Linked DNA regions of Homo sapiens: region 1 is linked to region 2. Evidence: chromatin contacts called from ENCODE Hi-C or POLR2A ChIA-PET data. All regions are on one chromosome and are shown on one strand. Each heading gives the region's core, a stretch centred on a gene start or an enhancer-like site at or near the end of the contact. The rest is flanking DNA. Distances are from core to core; before and after follow the strand shown.

Region 1 (2,700 bases), core at 195-2,694, 180 kb after region 2:
AGGATTATCAGATCCATTTGAAGCATCATTGGATGGTTTGGGTTGACTGTTTCTTTTTTGAAACAAGGTCTCCGTCTGTCACCCAGGCTAAAGTGCGGTGGTGTAGATATAGCTCACTGCAGCCTTGAAATCCTGGGCTCAGGTGATCCTCCTGCCTCAGCCTCTCAGGTAGCTGGGACTACAGGCACACACCACCACGCCCAGCCAAGTTTTCTTATTTTTAGTAGAGATGAGGTCTTGCGATGTTGTCCAGGCTGGTCTAGAACTCCTGGGCTCAAGTAATCCTTCTGCCTCAGCCTCCCAAGTAGCTGGGACTACAGGCATGAACCACCATGCCCAGCTAATTAATTTTTTTTTTTTTTTTTTGTAGAGATGGAGTCTCACTATGTTACTCAGGCTGGTCTCAAACTCCTGGGTTGAAGTAATCCTCCTGACTCAGCCTCCCAAAGTGCTGGGATTACAAGTGTGAGCCACTGCGCCTATACTTGGTTGACATTTTATAAACCCATCACCTGGTCCCAATCCCAGACCAGTGGTTCTTACTTGGATTCTTGTTAAAAATACAGATTCCTGAGCCTGAGTCCAGGCTAACTGTCCCCATTGCTATGGGAATTCTGTAGCAATTTGCTGAGAATTCATGTTTCTGACAATACCCGTCCCTCCCTGACCCAGTAGTAATGTTCAGATGCCAGCAAGGATCACTGACTTAGACTTCAGAGAAATTAGAGAAAAGCAATGAGAAGAATGTTAAAGCAAGAAATTGCAACGGACAAACCAGTTAAGTGTGGTTTACGGGTCTACAGCGGACATGGTAGAACATTTGGAGGATTTACAAAGAACCTCTGGAATTCCAAGTGAGTTCCACTTTGGGAAAATGCCTTTTTTTTTTCTTTTTCAAAGCAATTACACATTAAGATAGGTGGATGGACCTAGGAGGTAGGTCAAAGGGCCACATCTGGTAAAGCTTACTTAACTTCTCCCCACCCCTCTCTTTTCCCAAAGATAATGGCCCCATTGCAGCCCAGCACATCCAGGGCCCACAAGCTGCCCTCGCGGAGACAGCCTGGCCTGCTGCACCTCCAGAGCTGCGGCGACCTTCACACCTTCACACCAGCGGGGAGGCCCCGAGCCGAGAGGAGGCCCCGGCGAGTGGAGGCTGAGCGGCCACACAGCCTCATTGGGGTCATCCGAGAGACTGTCCTGTGAACCCTGGAAGACAGAAGGCCACTCCAAGGGGAAGGATCCCTCTCCTCTCTGCCATTTCTTGGCTGGGAGCTGTGGTCCACCTCAAAAAAAAGGAGCACTCTGGAGGACACGTTTTCCCACCTGTTGGCTCCCGTGTCTGCTGACTGAGGGCATTCAGGAGTAAATGCACAGGTCGGTCCAGGCCCGTCTGGGTTTGGGATGCACTGAGTTGGAGGTTATGAAAGCTTTGATCCTCTTCTTCCTCTGCTGGGCCTCGCAGCATTCCCAAGGGTCACATGCCCTGGCATGGGCAGAAACTGGGCTAATGATTCTTTGCCCACTTCACCCCTCGTGTCTCTCTTTGTTGCTAAGTTCTTTCCCTCTTGGAAGGACAGATCTGCCGGGCTGCTATTTATAGTTGCCTTTGGCCTTTCACTGCTCTGCGATTTGGCAGGAAATAAGGCGATTAACCCTATGTGTCCACAAGCCTCAAGCCTTGTTTCAGGTCACCCTCAAATCACACTCTCTTTAGGCAAAACAGGAAACTTCTTAAGTGACAAATTTTAATGCCAGACATTTAAGGAGAGGATTATTGTTGATTCCATTTACTCATGCTTGCAAAACTAGAGACCCCTAAGGCAGAACTGAGAATAAACATGTTTACTTTGGGCCACTGGGCTTGATGTGTAATATTTGTTATTACATGTATCCTTCGGGCTGTATCGTTCATTCAGCAAGCACTTGGCTGGATGGCTTCATGGAGCTGCCTTCTCATGGGATCACGGACAATAAATCAATAAAGTAATTACAGATTGGGGATTATTGCTGAAAAAGAGCAATAGGTGGTTAGAGGGGCTTCTTCTTCGAGGAAATGGCACTTGAGCTGAGTCACGACTTAGTGGATCAGGGAAGAATGTTCCAGGTAGAGAGAGAGGGGCGAAGAACACCAGAGGCCACTGTGACCACAGCCCCGAGTCAGGGCAGCGGTGGGCAGTAGCTGCACAGGCTGCCTGTTGTGCTAGCAATGAGATACTGTTGAGGAGTTTTCAGCAGAAGAGTGATGGATGTCAGCATATTTTCAAAAGATCACCATGCTGCATGGAGAATAGTTTGGGCCAGACATGAGTGGAGGTGAGGAGTTGAGTAGAGAGGTTACATAGGAAATGGAGTACTGCTTCTTGCTGGGCACTGCCTGTGCACCAGCTACTATGCTAAGAGCTTTGCACACACTCCTATTTTGTGCTCATGACAGCATAGGCGGTGGAAGCTATTATTGTCCCTATTTGACAGATGTGGAAAATGAGGTTCAGTAATTTGCGCACGGTCCCTCCGCAGCTAAGGGGTGGAGCTGCCATTCACACCCAGGCAGTCCAACTCCAGAAACTGCTCTGTTCCTCGACCTCCCAAACATGAAATTGGTTTGCCATTTCATGCTTCTGTGGGAAAGGGCTGTTAAGACTTCTAGCTTGCCTCTCCAGACCACAGATTTCCTGGGTCCAAGCCAACGAACCATGC
Region 2 (2,700 bases), core at 139-2,638:
CACAAGGTCAGGAGATCGAGACCATCCTGGCCAACATGGTGAAACCCTCCCTGTCTCTCTACTAAAAATACAAAAATTAGCTGGGTGTGGTGGCACATGCCTGTAGTCCCAGCTACTCAGGAGGCTGAGGCAGGAGAATCACTTGAACCTAGGAGGCAGGGGTTGCAGTGAGCCAGCACCACTGCACTCCAGCCTGGCAACAGAGCAAGACTCCATCTCAAAAAAAAAAAAAACAAACAAATCCATTTACTTCTTTTTCACTGTATGTTGAAATGAAACTACCAACACATCTACTTTGAAGTTAAAGGTATACTTTAAAAATATAATTTTAGGCAGACATAAGAAAGAACGAAATATGTCCTTTGCAGCAACACGAATGTACCTGGAGGCCATTATCCTAAGCAAATTAATGCTGAAACAGAAAACCAAATACTGCATGTTCTCACTTAGAAGTGGGAGCTAAACATTGGGTACACACAGACACAAGGACAGGAACAGTAAACACTGGGAATTCCAAAAGTACGGAGGGAGGGAGAGGAGCAAAGTTTGAAAAACTACTTCTTGGGTACTGTGTTCGGTACTTGAGTGACAGGATCATTAGAAGCCCAAACCTCAGCATCAGACAATACACATATATAACAAACCTGCACATGTACTCCTGAATCTAAAATAAAAATAAAATTAAAAAGGATTGGCTAGCACTGGGAAGAGCAGTCTTTTCCCGCCCAGCTAGAAAGTTGTGGTTTTTTTTTTTTGTTTTTTAGAGACTTCTCCATTTGCCCAATTTAAAGTGCAAAAGCTGCCTTGGCTTGTTGAAGCCTTGACCTCACAGGCTCAGGTGATTCTCCCACCTCAGCCTCCCAAGTATCTGGGACTATGGATGTGCACCACCATGACCAGCTATTTTTTTCTATTTCTAGTAAAGACAGGGTTTTGCCATGTTGTCCAGGCTGGTCTTGAGCTGCTGGACTCAAGCAATCTGCCTGCATTGGCCTCCCAAAGTGCTGGGATTATAGACATGAGCCATGAGCCTAGGCAGAAGGTTTTTTTTTTTTTAATATGTCAAAACATCACAATATACAGAAGAATTAAAAATATTTACAGTACAGGCCAGGCACAATGGCTGTCTGTTGTAATCCCAGTGCTTTGGGAGGTTGAGACAGGAGGCTCATTTGAGCCCAGAAATTTGAGGCTGTAGTGAGTAGTGATCACACCGCTGCACTCCAGCCTAGCAACAGATCAAAACTCTGTCTCTTAAAAAACAAATACAATAAGGAAATCTGAAAATTAAAAAATACAGTTTTAGTACAGGTTCAGTTTTTACTGAAGTTGTTCCAGCTCGGGCCAGCATGATGCAAAGAGGTACAACTGGTGCTTCAAACAGTACGTCCCTATTTGGACTGAAGACATTGTTTCCTATCCCGGCCAGCTTCTAGTGATAACTCCAGTCTGCACTATCAATCTTTTCCAGCCTCTACAGGCTGTTTCTTTCAGATAAGGAATTTCCCTTTATAAACCTGTCAGCTGACAATGACTATGCTTTGTTTTGTTTCTCATTTGTTTCTGTAAGCCCATCTGTTCCTGAACAGTCTCTGGTTATTGATTTGACCTTTATTTTATTGAGTGCTTGTAATAAATCCTGAAAGCCACTTATTGAAGGATTTTTAATATTTCTCCTCTCTGATGTACAGGATTCCAAAAGAGGATTTGGAATTGCAGTGTCCGGAGGCAGAGACAACCCCCACTTTGAAAATGGAGAAACGTCAATTGTCATTTCTGATGTGCTCCCGGGTGGGCCTGCTGATGGGCTGCTCCAGTGAGTGTCCTCCCTCGCTCCGCAGCCCCTACCAGCCCTACTGGTTGGCCCTAGACGGGGTATTTTGGTTGGTGTCCACTTTATTTAAAAAAAAGAAAAAAATAACAAACTTTTATATAATATTTGAAAAGTCTTCAAGCTGGAATGGAAGCCATAACACACCATGTTTGAATAATGCCCAAACCTTGGGAACACCCCAGCTTTGGAGCGAGGAGGGCAGTTGTTTCCGTAAGAAGATAGTTCCAAACATCCCTCCTAGGTTTAGGAATCATTTCTGAACATGGAGTTTTAAATTGGCATGCTTCTCAACCCCGATGCTTAACCAACACTGTTTATGTTTGTTTTAATTTATATTCTTTAAGAATTTAATGAGGAGACTTTGGTTTATTGATTATCTTATTTGTAAGAGTGATGTGGAAGTTGGGACAATTTACTATAGGAAAACCACAAGTTTTCCAACTGCCAGCTTTCTGACCTGAAGAAGTAACACCATTTTATTTTAATTTTTAATAAATTTTTTCTTTTCTTTTTTTTTTTTTTTTTCAGACAGAGTCTTGCTCTGTCACCCAGTCTGGATTGCAGTGGTGCGATCTCAGCTCACTGCAACCATCACCTTCCGAGTTCAAGCAATTCTCTTCTGCCTCAGCCACCTGAGTAGCTGGGATTACAGGTGCCTGCCACCACTCCCAGCTAATTTTTGTATTTTTAGTAGAGACGGGTTTTCGCCATGTTGGCTAGGCTGGTGTCAAACTCCTGACCTGAAGTGATCTGCCCACCTCGGCCTCCCAAAGTGCTGGGATTACAGGCATGAGCCACCATACCCAGCTGGTAACACCATTTTACATGATACATGCCTGATTCCCACAGGATAACTTCTCAGGACG

What was found. Hi-C counts contacts between places; a loop is a spot of excess contacts on that map. ChIA-PET counts read pairs that join two places held with the same protein, here RNA polymerase II (POLR2A). Pooled maps may share reads with other maps.
Region 1: a map of Right ventricle myocardium inferior shows a loop between it and region 2 (4-fold over the local background). The contact joins two enhancer-like sites. A Hi-C loop is called at or near these places in 11 of 168 maps with a recorded cell type or tissue (Right ventricle myocardium inferior, cardiac septum, esophagus muscularis mucosa and 4 more) and 7 of 50 pooled maps. POLR2A ChIA-PET finds 5 or more read pairs at or near these places in 1 of 52 experiments (WTC11).

What each region holds. Positions count from the first base shown.
Region 1 is chr9:69,390,599-69,393,298 of GRCh38, forward strand. It overlaps ENTREP1 (endosomal transmembrane epsin interactor 1), which reads left to right. Exons shown (of 11, transcript NM_001347995.2): 11 at 1,003-1,858. The coding sequence ends at 1,206. Among named protein-coding and RNA genes, the nearest start is that of ENTREP1, 67 kb to the left of the region's middle. Within about 2 kb of position 1,445, at least 5 of the 41 ENCODE cell types and tissues checked have a DNase peak (open chromatin) inside an H3K27ac peak, as active enhancers do.
Region 2 is chr9:69,214,648-69,217,347 of GRCh38, forward strand. TJP2 (tight junction protein 2) reads left to right here. Exons shown (of 23, transcript NM_004817.4): 3 at 1,692-1,816. Among named protein-coding and RNA genes, the nearest start is that of TJP2, 42 kb to the left of the region's middle. Within about 2 kb of position 1,389, at least 3 of the 41 ENCODE cell types and tissues checked have a DNase peak (open chromatin) inside an H3K27ac peak, as active enhancers do.